Linked DNA regions of Homo sapiens: region 1 is linked to region 2. The links are chromatin loops, found by intact Hi-C in ENCODE. Cell type or tissue: Caco-2. All regions are shown on one strand. Links, peaks and the distances in the headings refer to the core of each region. The heading gives the core; the rest is flanking DNA.

What was found. Peaks named below come from ENCODE experiments on the same cell type or tissue, not always from the same donor. Only the 100,000 strongest peaks of a DNase experiment are listed, where the experiment ranks them.
Region 1: it touches region 2 in a loop (6-fold over the local background); 2 of 110 quality-filtered maps call a loop at or near these places.

Annotation. Positions count from the first base shown.
Region 1 is chr2:120,843,937-120,849,989 of GRCh38, reverse strand. The region is part of intron 2 of GLI2 (GLI family zinc finger 2); the gene reads right to left. Among named protein-coding and RNA genes, the nearest start is that of GLI2, 110 kb to the right of the region's middle. RefSeq lists an enhancer at 3,331-3,831. In Caco-2, for the core only: no CTCF peak of the experiment used is centred there; no DNase peak of the experiment used is centred there.
Region 2 is chr2:120,893,450-120,899,502 of GRCh38, reverse strand. The region is part of intron 2 of GLI2 (GLI family zinc finger 2); the gene reads right to left. Among named protein-coding and RNA genes, the nearest start is that of GLI2, 160 kb to the right of the region's middle. In Caco-2, for the core only: no CTCF peak of the experiment used is centred there; DNase peaks (open chromatin) are centred at 2,432 and 5,103.

The DNA.
Region 1 (6,053 bases), core at 554-5,553, 50 kb after region 2:
AAATGTCATGTATCCCTTTAATGAACTTTTTATTTCAACTATCATATTTTTAATCTAAAGCTCTTTTTTGTTCTCCAAATATTCTTATTTCATAGCATCCTGTTCTTGTTTTATGGATGCAATGCTTTCTTGGGCCTTTCTGAGGATACCAATGGGTGGGAGGTCAATTTTCTGTTTACATTTTCATCTCCTCCTGAATTCCGCTGCTTTGGGAACCATGCTTTCCCAGTCGTCCATGTGGACGTTGCTCTTTCACATAGCAGCCTTTCTTCAGATGTCACTTAAACCCTGGGTGTCCACTCACATTTAAAGAAGAGGGACTGGAAACTTGGTTAGAAGTTCTGCATAGATGAGTGGGGCTTGTCCAATGGTAGCTTTAGCAATTCCATAGGGAGACCCCCAAATGCCAGAGTGCTCCAAGCTTGGCACTAGGATCCAATACTCACAGGGTCTGCCCTGGTTACCCCAGAGAGTTACCTTACTTTCTCTACAAAAGAACACAATTGCCGCCATCATCATCATCATCATGATCATCATCATCATCATCACTATTGGCATAAAAGATAAACACCTGGATTCTAGTCATTCTATATGGGAGGTTGAGAGGAAGAGAGGAATCAACGACACCCATTTAATTTTTTTAAAATGATGGTAAAATATATATAACATAAGACTTACCATTTTAACCATTTTTAAGTGTACAGTTCAGTGGCATCAAATACATTCACATTGTTGTGAATCTTCAAAACTTTTCCATCTTCCCAAACTGAAACTCTGTGCACATTAAACATTAACTCCTCATTCCCCTCTTCCCCAGCCGCTGACAGCTGCGATTCTACTTTCTGTCTCTCTGAATTTGACTACCCTAGGGGCCTCATATAAGTAGAATCATGAGGACGTGTCCTCTAGTGTCTGGCTTGTTTCACTTAGCGCATATCCTTGGGGTTCATCCATGTTGCAGCATGTGTCAGAATCTCCTTCCTTTTGATGGTTGAATACTATTCCATTATATGGTAAGCTACAGTTTGTTTATCCTTGCCTTCATCATCCATTTAATATTAAAGCCACTTAGAGTAATACATGACAGAGTGTGCAGACCTGTCCTTGTCACACAGGGGCAGGAGTGCCGCTCCGCTCTCCAGAGATGGCATCCCAGCCCCTTCCTGCCACTCCTTCCTTCTTCCTAAGAAAAGTGACTATCTGTGAGCTTCTAGGCCTCTCCACAGAATGTGTGGCCCAGGGCCCACATCTTGCTGTCCCCAGTCCCCACACCCCAGTGTGGGTGGCCTTCTTGACAGAGGACTAGCTATTTTTAGTAGAAATGCAGAACTGCCACCATTTTTAGCAGGAAAGGCAAAGGTGCCAAGGAGACTTCTTTCTCCTCCAACTCTTCCCTCCCCAGGGTCTCCTTCCTGCCAGCGCCTTCTGCAAAAGTTGCCAAGAATAGGATGAACAATGAAAAACAGACCTAAGTTTTCATCCCTGTCCTGAGTACCCTGCCTCCACCCAAAATAAAGAGAAAGGCTGAGGCGACAGGGACAACCCCAGGGGCGAGTCGGTAGGCAGAGCACCACCCTGCTGCGAACTCCCTGTGTGGCCATCCCCACTCTGCTCGCCGGTCTCCTGGTGTGATAAGATGAGGGGTGAGGCTGCGTAGCTCCCAACGCCAAGGAGCTCTTAATGGAGGAGCCCCACGTTCTAGCTGGTGCAAACCCACGGGCCAGGGCAGGAGGCTTCTGCTTGCTCCGCCGCCCCTTCCAGGACTATTGCAACCAGGCGGCGGAGTCAGGCCCATCCCGGGAGCTTCCTTCTCAAGTTCAGAAGCCAGAGGCATTCAAAGTGCTTGCTCAGGTGCGCGCTGCGCGGTCTGCGGGGGCCGGACAAGCTCCGTCAAGATGCAGCCTGCATTATTCATGCCTTCTCCCTCTTCCCACAGCTTCTGAGGGAGGCCGCCACCATGGCCCGCTCACAAGGGCTGCTCTGAGCACTGCCCCTGCCTAAGCGCCTGCCTTTAATAAAAGATAAACAAGAAGTACCATGTGGGGACAGTGACATCTGCTGCACCCCCTCCCCACAGCGGGTTTCTCCCTTTCTGGGATTTGGAGCCACATGCGGCTGGGAAAGAGGGCTGGCAGGGATCCAGCTGCAGTCGTAGGCTCCACGCTGGGTCTTGGCCTCAGCTGTATTAAATCAACTCCCTGGCTCCAAATAGGAACCACCGCCCCCCCGCCCCTGCCCCCCACGCAGCCAAGGCAGGAACATCTGAACACCAGGATCTCCCAGCTCACTCTGGGAGGCCAGTGGCAGTTTCCAGGGCTGACATTCAGCCTGCTCCAATCCAATCCCCCAATCCATCCCCCAATCCAAGTTCACCAACCCCCCAATCCAAGTTCTAGGCGGTGGCAGGCCCAGAAACAGCCATTGCTCCGCTTCCTTCCATCGCTGGAAACTCAGGAGGAGCCTCGCAGGAGTTCTCTTTGGCTGTCTTCTCTTCCTCCTGATCTTCAAGAGACGTGGAAGGCAGGGGGTCCCTGGGTGCAGTGGTCTCTCCCAGAACTGCATGGTCCCTCTCATACCTCGAAACGCTTTTACCTGTGTGGACCTCCTCCTCCATAAGACACATTAAAAATTATATTTTACTAATGTGTTGGTTTAAAGACGAATATAATCCAGGCTTCTGGGCTGGATTATATTCATTTATTTTCTTCCGATTATTAAAAAATTAAAACGTTTTGGGCCCATCCCAGGATGACGAGCCCTCAGCACAGTGCCTGCTGAGCCTGATGGAGCAGTCAGCACTGTTCTTCCTTGCCAGAGCCTCAGGTTTTCCTAGGACTATTCCAGGAATTCCCTAAGTCCCAGGCAAACCCGGATGATTGGTTGCCCTCCTCGCACCTCTTGTTTCAGACGCAGAGCCCCCGAGAAGCAAGGAAAGCCATGACGGTCTAACCATCACAACCCCCAAACCTGGAGACTAAACCAGAGTAGCTGAGCTCTTGCCACAGGCCAAGACTTTATTAGGAGCTGGAAAGACACAGCTAAAACCCATGCTTGCTCCCAGGAGCTGCAAACAAACAGCTGCGGTGCCCGCGCTGTGCAAGGCCTGGGCTGAAGACACGGTCACTGTCACTCCTCTGAACACAAGGACGCTTCCATCTGCACAGCAACTCTGAGATGCAGCTAGAAACATGGGTTTTATAGGTGAAAAAAGAGAATCTCAGGGAGGTCAAGGAACTCACCCAACTGGCTTTGAAGGGAAAGGGCTGAGGACCAAGCTTGGGACTGCCCAGCTCCATGCCTGAGCCATGGTTTTGCCAGAGCCAGACTCATTGAGGGGAACCAAACACGGCTGCCTCTTGACCTGGTACACCTGAGTGGCCTGGAACAGAAAGGCAGGACAGGTGCTTCGGCACGACCAGGGGCTGTTGGAAAACAGCCCGGAGAGGTGCCAGCCCCTCAGGACCCCTGCAGAACAGGTACAGTACCACCACCTGTGCACTCAGCCCACACCAAATTACCAACTGCCCGGAGACCCAGCAGCTGTGAAGAGCCCCCTTAGAGAGCTTGCTCTAACGATGCAGATACCTGGGCACCTCCCAGGCCCAGCCAGTTATGGCTGAGGCCCACAAAGGCTTTCACAAAACCTCTTCTGAGTGATTTTTGCTGAGCAGCCAGAAACAGAGAGCCCAGAACTCCACCTATCTCTCACCAGACAGATGCACATGGAAGGGCCAGGGACCAGGAGCATGCTGTAATTAGCTCCATCCAGCAAGCTAGGAAAATGACCCCAATTGGGTGGCTTTGAAGAAGGTGGAAGGGAGGCCACTCCACGGCAAGAAACCAGAATGACTGACGGGGGAGATCTAAACCAGGCCCACTCCACAAATGACAACACACGAGTAGGTCTAGTCGTGCTTCGGACCCCCCTAGTGACATCTCCCAGCTGACCTGGGGAAAGGCAGAGCCCCCAGTGATGTCCAGTTACAGACCCAGATCCTGGCTCTGCCTCTAACCAGCTGACTGACTTAGATAATTCCACTTAGCCTCAGTTTTCCCATCTGTAAATTGGAAAGGGTTGTTGTGAGGATCAAATGGGCTAACCTGTGTAATATTTAGTCTGATGCCTGGCAATTAGGAAAACCTCAGCAACAATATCTACATAATACTACCACGTATTCCAGGCACAATACCTGGAACCTAATAAGTAATGAATATTTACTAAGTGGATGATTTGCCACAGAAACAGAGGTATCCATGCGGGTACCACCCCATCCCATGATTCCAATCAGGAAAGAGTCCAGGCAGTGTCCCGAGTTCATTAGTGGTAGAATGAGCCAAGTCAGCACAAGAAGCTGACCGGGGCTCCCGACTGCTGTGCCGTTTGCTTTCCAGGTCTCCCAGGGAGCACCTCTCCAGTCCCCAGGCCACCCAAAACTGGGCGGAGTGTCTGAGAAGGAGACTGGAGGCAGCCAGCCCCAGCCAACTGGCAGCTGCAGCATGTGAGCACGGCAGAAAGTCCAGGCCCACGTGGGCGTGCCTGGGCCTTGGCTGAACCAGGACTGATCTAGTTCCTTGAAGCCAAGTGGGGATGTTTCCTCCCTGTATAGCATGTCTTCCCTTGGAACAACCACAAGACATGTCATCGTCTTAATGAAGCCCTAGCGCTGTTTGCATTTCCAAAGCATCTCTTTCTCCTTCATTTTTAGTTTATATTTTTGAGACAGAGTCTTACTCTGTCACCCAGGCTGGAGTGCAGTGGCACAATCTCGGCTCACTGCAACCTCCACCTCCCGGGTTCAAGTGATTCTCATGCCTCAGCCTCCCGAACAGCTGGGATTACAGGCGTGCACCACCATGGCTGCCTATTTTTTGTATTTTTAGTAGAGACGAGGTTTTACCATGCTGGCCAGACTGGTCTCGAACTCCTGACCTCAAGTGATCCACCCACCTCAGCCTCCGAAAGTGCTGGGATTATAGATATGAGCCACCGTGCCCAGCTTCTTTCTCCTTTTTTTCCTCACCTGCTCCTCCCACCCAGTCTACACAGGGGGCAATTCCAGGTGGAGAACAGGAGGCTAGAGAGGTTAACGTTCATCACCTGGAATCATGCAGCAACTCACAGGTGAAGCCTTATTTTCAGGACACTATGTGGGCCAAGAAAGCAATAAGGATTATCCCTACCCAACTGGCTCCTGAGACTGAGGGGTCTCTGCTAGGATGGGGTGCCCCAGAAAGTAAGTGCCCTTTGGGGTGCAGATCACAACACCAAATTACCCTATCCACTTTGTCTTGGTGACCAAAGACACAAACTGAAACCACAACCTCCAGGGAAGAAAACGTTAATTTCCTTTCTAACTAGAATTCAGAACATTTTGGAGCTGGAAAGAATCTTTGAGAAACCATAGTCCAACCTTCCCATTTTACAGATGGGGAAAGTGAGGTTCAGAGCAACAAAGGCTGCTCCAGGCTAGTCAGTTAGCAGTTGGTCTTCTGATTTCCCAGCCAGCAAAGTGACAGGAAGGGACGGAGACCCTCCAAGCCCCACCTGCACCCACTATAAAGACACAAGAAATGGAGCTTGTACCCAAGTAGGGCTGGATGTACTAATTTTATGCAGATTCCATCTAATGCCATTAGGCAATCAAAGTAAGGATTAGCAAACTACAGCCTGAGGCCAAATCTGTCCACTGCTCATTTCACTGGGACACAGCCCTGCTCGATCATGCACATACCATCTATGCTGCTTTTGAGCTCCAGTGGCAGAGGAGAGTAGTTGTGACAGAGACCATACGTATGGCCTGGAAAGACTGAAATCTTTACTCTCTGGCCCTTAACAGACACGTGTGCTGACTGCTAATTTCGAACTAGGGAAAATGTCAAGCACCCTCTGCTAGGAGCTACTCAGGGTTCTTTGGTGACATCAGATAGGACCCTTGCCCTGATGTAAAAGGTGGGAAACAGGCCCAGTGAGAGATGGGTCCTGCCGGGGACCACACTGCAGGCTCCAGCAAAACCACACTCCTGGACAGGCACGGTGTCTCACGCCTGTAATC
Region 2 (6,053 bases), core at 438-5,437:
GGCACTCGCCTTCCTTGGGGAAGCTGCAGCCTGAGGAACAGGCTGTGGGGTGGAATGTGTGTGCATGTGTGTATGTGTGTGTGTGTGTGTGTGTGTATGTGTGTGTACACACAAGTGTGTATGAGAGAGAAAAAGAACATACTTCCAAAAAAGGAAGTCCTGGAAGCAAACCCCTAAAGTGAGAAACGTGCTCTCCCTCCCATCCTCAAGTGTTTGCTTCTATATTACACTGATCTGCAAAACCCATCTCCCACCAAGACGCCTGCTTGTAAAACACAAATGCACAGATGAGGCCCAGCTGCAGCCTGCTCTGGCTCACAATGGCTCACAATGAGCCTGCTCTCTGCAGATTGATCTCCAGGAAAGAGCTCTCCTGGCGGGGTGCAGGAGGCTTGCTGTCCTTCAGAGGAGTTTCCAGTGAAGGACCCAGTGTTTGGAGAGAGGCGTAAATGCGTGAGCAGCCAGGCCCTCCCGGAGGGAGTAGAGGAAAAAGGACTCCACCGCAGACCCTTTCGTTTCTGTGTCTGGAGGTGCCACGTGCTGACAACTGCCATAGCTCCTGGCTTTTCTAACCCTGGTCCTGGATTTAGAAAAGTCTTAGCACCAGCAGCCATGTACAGATTTGTTCCATAACTTGCTCTTTCATTCTGGGTGAGAACAACATCCAGCTACCCCAACTGGTAACTGTCATTTTGGACAAGTCGCTTCACCTCTCTGAGCTGCAGTTTCCTCATCTATTTTCTCTATCTGAGAAAATAACAAAGGACACTTTGTTATGATACAAGCAAGGGACTTCAGATTGGTGATGTCATCCAGAGGAGACTAGAAACCAACAGAATCCTCCGAAAACGCTGTGCCCACAATCTTTGCCCTCTTTACAAAGTAACACAGATACTCCTTGCCACCCAGAGCCGGGTGGTGATAAAATGAAGCTCTCTTTGTAAAGTGTCGAGCCCATAGTGGGTGCTCCATAAATGTTCATTTCCCCTCCCTGAAGCATGGCTCTGCACTCCGAGCTGGAAAGAAAGACAAACGCACCCCAATTCAGTGCGAATCCAGGCATGCACGCCCCAAGTGAGGCAGCCCTCGCTCACATCCATTTGCATTTCCTTCTGCGAGTGCTCCAATTTTAAAAGCTTAATATTTATTTAGATATTTATTTTCACTGTAAATACAACACATGTTTACAGAGATATTTATTTTTCTCTATAAACACAGTAAATGTCTGGGGAAAATATAATCCCAAACTCACAGGACTGGAATGATTTTCTTTATGACAATCATTTTGTGTGTGTGTGTGTGTGTGTGTGTGTGTGTGTGTGTGTTTTAATCTATATCAGTGCCTTATGCCATTGCGTTTTAACCCTAATTTCGAGGGAGTAGGGGGTGGATGGAAACCACTCCACAAAACAGCAACAAGAAAAGACCACAGGTGAAGGGGACCTGTGGTCCCCCTTCACTGAAAATCACAGTGTATCAACTCCTCTGAACGGTGGAAAGCAGAAAGGTGCAGTTCCCAAGGGTCAGCATCAAGATAAGACTTGCTGAACCTGACATTGATGCCTAATGAGTAATAAAATGTCCCTTCATGGGGTAGAGTTACTGGATGATATCATGAGACTTTAGCACCTTAAAGAGGTCTCATAAAATGTTAGCACCCTAAAGAGGTGACCATGTTATATAAATACAGGATAAAAGATACCAGCTCAGCATGAGTATCAGTCAAACCCACTCATTGTACAGAAAGGGAAACTGAGTCTCTAAGAGATCTTCAGGCCTGAGATCAGACATGTTAACGGCAAGGCCTAAATGGGTATTTTTTTCCAGAATAGAGTGGTAAAGATGTGAGTATCTAAGAAAATTACACAAAGTGTCCTTTGTTATGACACAGGTAAGGGATTTCAGGTTGGTGATGTCATCCAGAGGAGACTAGAAACCCAACAGAATCAATCCCCTGGCCTCCAAAAACCCTGTGCCTACAATCTTTGCCCTCCTTACAAAGTAACACATTTACTCCTCAACTTACCATGCCCCAGTAAACCCACAGTAAAGTCGAGCCATTGTAAGTGGAGAACTGTCTCTACTGTGATCACCTTTATTGCTTCAAAATTTATTTTTAGCCTTTAGTAGGAAAGCGGTAGTGTTCAGGCTCTTGAGCAAAACTGAGAGACGATTCTCTGAATCTCTGACAACTCTGGGCAGAGCCAGGGAGCAGGGGCCCATGCTGTTTCAGAGGTTTAGGACTCAAAGGATGGAATCCTCGTTCCCCTAACAGGAAGTCAACACGGGGAGTTTGCTACTTCTGAGGCTGACCCGGACAAGACCAGGAGCTGTGGCCACATTTGTGATGGAGAGGGCGTGGCGGCTGGAGCGTGTCAGTGGGGGTGGTGCTGGGGAGAGGCATGTGCCCGCAGGCAGCCCCATGGGGAACAGTGCAGGAATCTCTTCCCCCAGCCCCTCTCCCTCACACAGGCCACCTGGGACAGAGGTGGACACGTTCCTCCCCTGCCCCTAGGCAAGCACTGGCCTCAACTTCAACTTGTTAATTTCTATTTCATGATCCCCTTTTTTTCTTTCCCCTGATCTCCGCCACTTTTTGTTCAGCCCTGTTACACACTATGCATTTTTGGAGGCTGCCTGTAGAACTACATAGGGTAAAAATGAATAAACGAGCTTCTCAAGAGTTAACTCTTGGTGACTCTTGAGGGATTAACGCCCAAGCTGGGGATTCCTTGAGAAAAAGGGCCAAGGCCTCCGAAGAAGGCTGTGTGTGTGTGTGTGTGTGTGTGTGTGTGTGTGTGTGTGTATGGGTGTGTGTGAGTGTGTGGGGGGGTGGGTGTATGTGTGTGTGTGTGTGTGTGTGTATGTGTGTTTTTCAAAGGAAGCCATGGTAGAGACCTGTTGACACTTCCACCTTCAAAACAAAATGCCAGTTGTTGGTGGTGCTAAAATTTTTACTGCTGTTACCACCACACCAGCACTAGGGCCTTCAGAGTTTCACCCTTCAGAACAGAAACCACCTCCTTATTACTGTCAATACCCCCCCACCCCAGCTTGGTGGGCCTGGCTAATACTCATATCTCTGAGACATGCCGGATCCCACCCTGCCTCAGGCAGGGAAGACAGGGCCCCTCTGGGCTCCCTCTGGACCCCAAACAGCCTTCTGGGGTCATGGCCCTCGCCTACCCACACCCCTGGTGTGTCTGAGTCTCCCACTAGGCCTGGGGTGGGGCTAGGGGGCTGCCTTCAGGCTGACCTCAGGGTGGGGCGGAGAGAGGGTGGGGGAAAGAAGGGAGGGAGAAATCTGAGCCACACTTAATGCTATGAGATCCACAGACCATCAAGGCAGGTGAGAACCAACCTGCCCAAGATCACTCAGGGACAGAGAGGGACAGGAAAACTATGACAGTTCTAACTGTTGGCTTGATGAATCACAACCCTAGAACCTTCACACAGCTCCAGGACACCCTGGCCCTTGTCTGCCTTCTCCAATCTCAGTTTCCTCACCCATAAAATGGGAGGGGAGAGTCACATCTGTCTCACCAGGAGGTGATGAGCAAGAAATAGCTCTAATGACTTCAGAGCCCTTTGCAAATATCAAGGTGTTGGTTAGAAAACCATAGCAACCACAGTGGGCTCAAACCTTTCCTTTTAAAAAGAGGCAAGGAAGGGATTACAAGACGAGGGGAGACCAGTGACCAGACGAAGTGTCTCTGGGTTCCGGGCCCATCCTCCCAGGGAAACTTACTGAGAAGCATGTTTTTGTTTTGTTTTTGTTATTGTTTCTGTTCTTGTTTTTTGTGACGGAGTCTCGCTCTGTCACCCAGGCTGGAGTGCAGTGGTGCAATCTCAGTTCATTGTAGCCTTCACCTCCCAGGTTCAAGCAATTCTCCTGCCTCAGCCTCCCGAGCAGCTGGGATTACAGGCCCATGTCACCATGCCCAGCTACTTTTTGTATTTTTAGTAGACATGGCGTTTCACCATGTTGGCCAGGTTGGTCTCGAACTCCTGACCTCAGGTGATTTGCCTGCCTTGGCCTCCCAAAGTGCTGGGATTACAGGTGTGAGCCACTGCATCCAGCCCTGAGAAGTATGTATTTTTTATTCATAACAATTCACCCCAATTCTAAGGAGAGACTACTTCACTTCCCCTTCCTCCCCTTCTAACAAAGGACTGTTCCTTCCATCAGTTCCCCAGTGCCACATCCAAGCAAAACTTTTCTGCTCCATACTTACAGCCAAGTTCACACGTTTAGTTTTGTTGTTGTTTTTTCATTGTTGTTGTTTTCTTTTCCCTCCCAGTTTCCAAGGAGAGAATTGCTGGCTGCAAACGCTGGAAAGGCTGACACAGAGGGAAGCCAGGCCAGCCTGCAGGGATGGCTGAGGTCCATGCAGTGTCCACAGCCTGGTGGCCCAAGCCTCCACCGGGGAGCCCCTCCCCTCCCCTCCCCATCAGCCAGGTCCTCAAGGAGGCACCCATTGAGGCACTAGAAAGAAAACCATACTGGGCCGGGTACAGTGGCTCACGCCTGTAATCCCAGAACTTTGGGAAGCTGAGGCGGGCAGATCACGAGGTCAGGAGTTCAAGACAAGCCTGGTCAACATGGTGAAACCCTGCCTTTACTAAAAATACAAAAATTAGCCAGGCTTGGTGGCAGGCGCCTGTAGTCCCAGCTACTCCGGAGGCTGAGGCAGGAGAATCGCTTGAAACCAGAAGGCAGAGGTTGCAGTGAGCCAAGATCGCGCCACTGCGCTCCAGCCTGGGCAACAAGGGCAAAACTCTGTCTCAAAAAAAAAAAAAAGAAAGAAAAGAAAACCATATGGGAGGAAAGAGGTAAAATGGAAGTGGGGGGATTTATGGGGGGGCGGTTTGAAATCACTGGTACCCCCCCCCAAGGGTTAATGCATGTCTTCATTTGTGGTCCTCAAGGACACAAGACACAGATTAGCCCCCACCCCTGGCAGTAAGAACTGATCCCACACTGGCGCTCTAGAAAGAGAGTGAGAAGGGAACAGAATGCTCAGGAGGGAACAGAGCAGGCACTCTGAGCACTGGAGACTCCCAGGCTGCGTATACTCAAGGCTAAAGTCCCCCAGAGGCGTAGCTGAAACCCAGCCTGAGTCAGCGGAGCCACGCCGGTCCCAGGCAGCTATCAGCTACGCGGGCCCCAGGCAGCTATCCTTTCTAAGGGGTGTCCTTTCTAAGGGACATCTGTCACAAAAACACATTTAAAAAATATACTAATGAGTTTTGCTTTCAAAAAGTGCACAGATCTGAGAGACGGACAATTGCTTGGGAAGAACCAGGAAAGCAAGCTGAGCTCCAGGGTGAGATTGGGGCCTTTCCGGAAAGTCAGAGTGAGCAGCAGAGAGAAAGGAACTCAGCTGGAGCTGCCACAAAGCCCCAGGAGGACCCGACTGTCCCCACAATAGGCCTCTCGGGCCTCAGCCTTCGGCATTGATTAACATGCAGCGGGCTGGGAAGAAAGCGAGTTTATTCTGCAGGGGACGTTTGGGAGGGGCAGGGGTCAGGTGGCTCCCCCTTAAATCACGCTGCTGTCAGCCCCACACAATTCCCTCCCCTAGGGCTGGGTCATTACTCGGGTTTATGCAAAATAAACAGCTTTGCTAAATATTCCCCCAGACCAGGTCCACAAAGGCCTGGACTAAGGAGGCAGAATGCACTTGAAGACCCAGAAAACCATCCGCTTCCTCGCCCAACTGCTTTGCCAGGGAGTTCAGAGGCCCCCTGTCCACATTAGTTTGCTAAAAGTTTATCTTTTTTTTCTGTTTTGTGGGGGGTTGGGGGGAACTTGGTTTTGCTTTTCTTTTTCCTTTTTTTTTTTCTTTCTTCTTTTTTCCTTTCATTTCTTTTTTGGTAATTCCTCCCGAGACACTGCCACCAACCCTGTTCACTCATTCTTGGCCGGCTCTGACTCACTCCCTTCACTTTCTTTCTTGAGCTATGTAAGACTTACAATTCCTGGTTTTCTATAGGGGAACTGAGCCATGAGAAATCTCTTATAAACGCTCCCAGAAAAGGAGTCCGTTCTC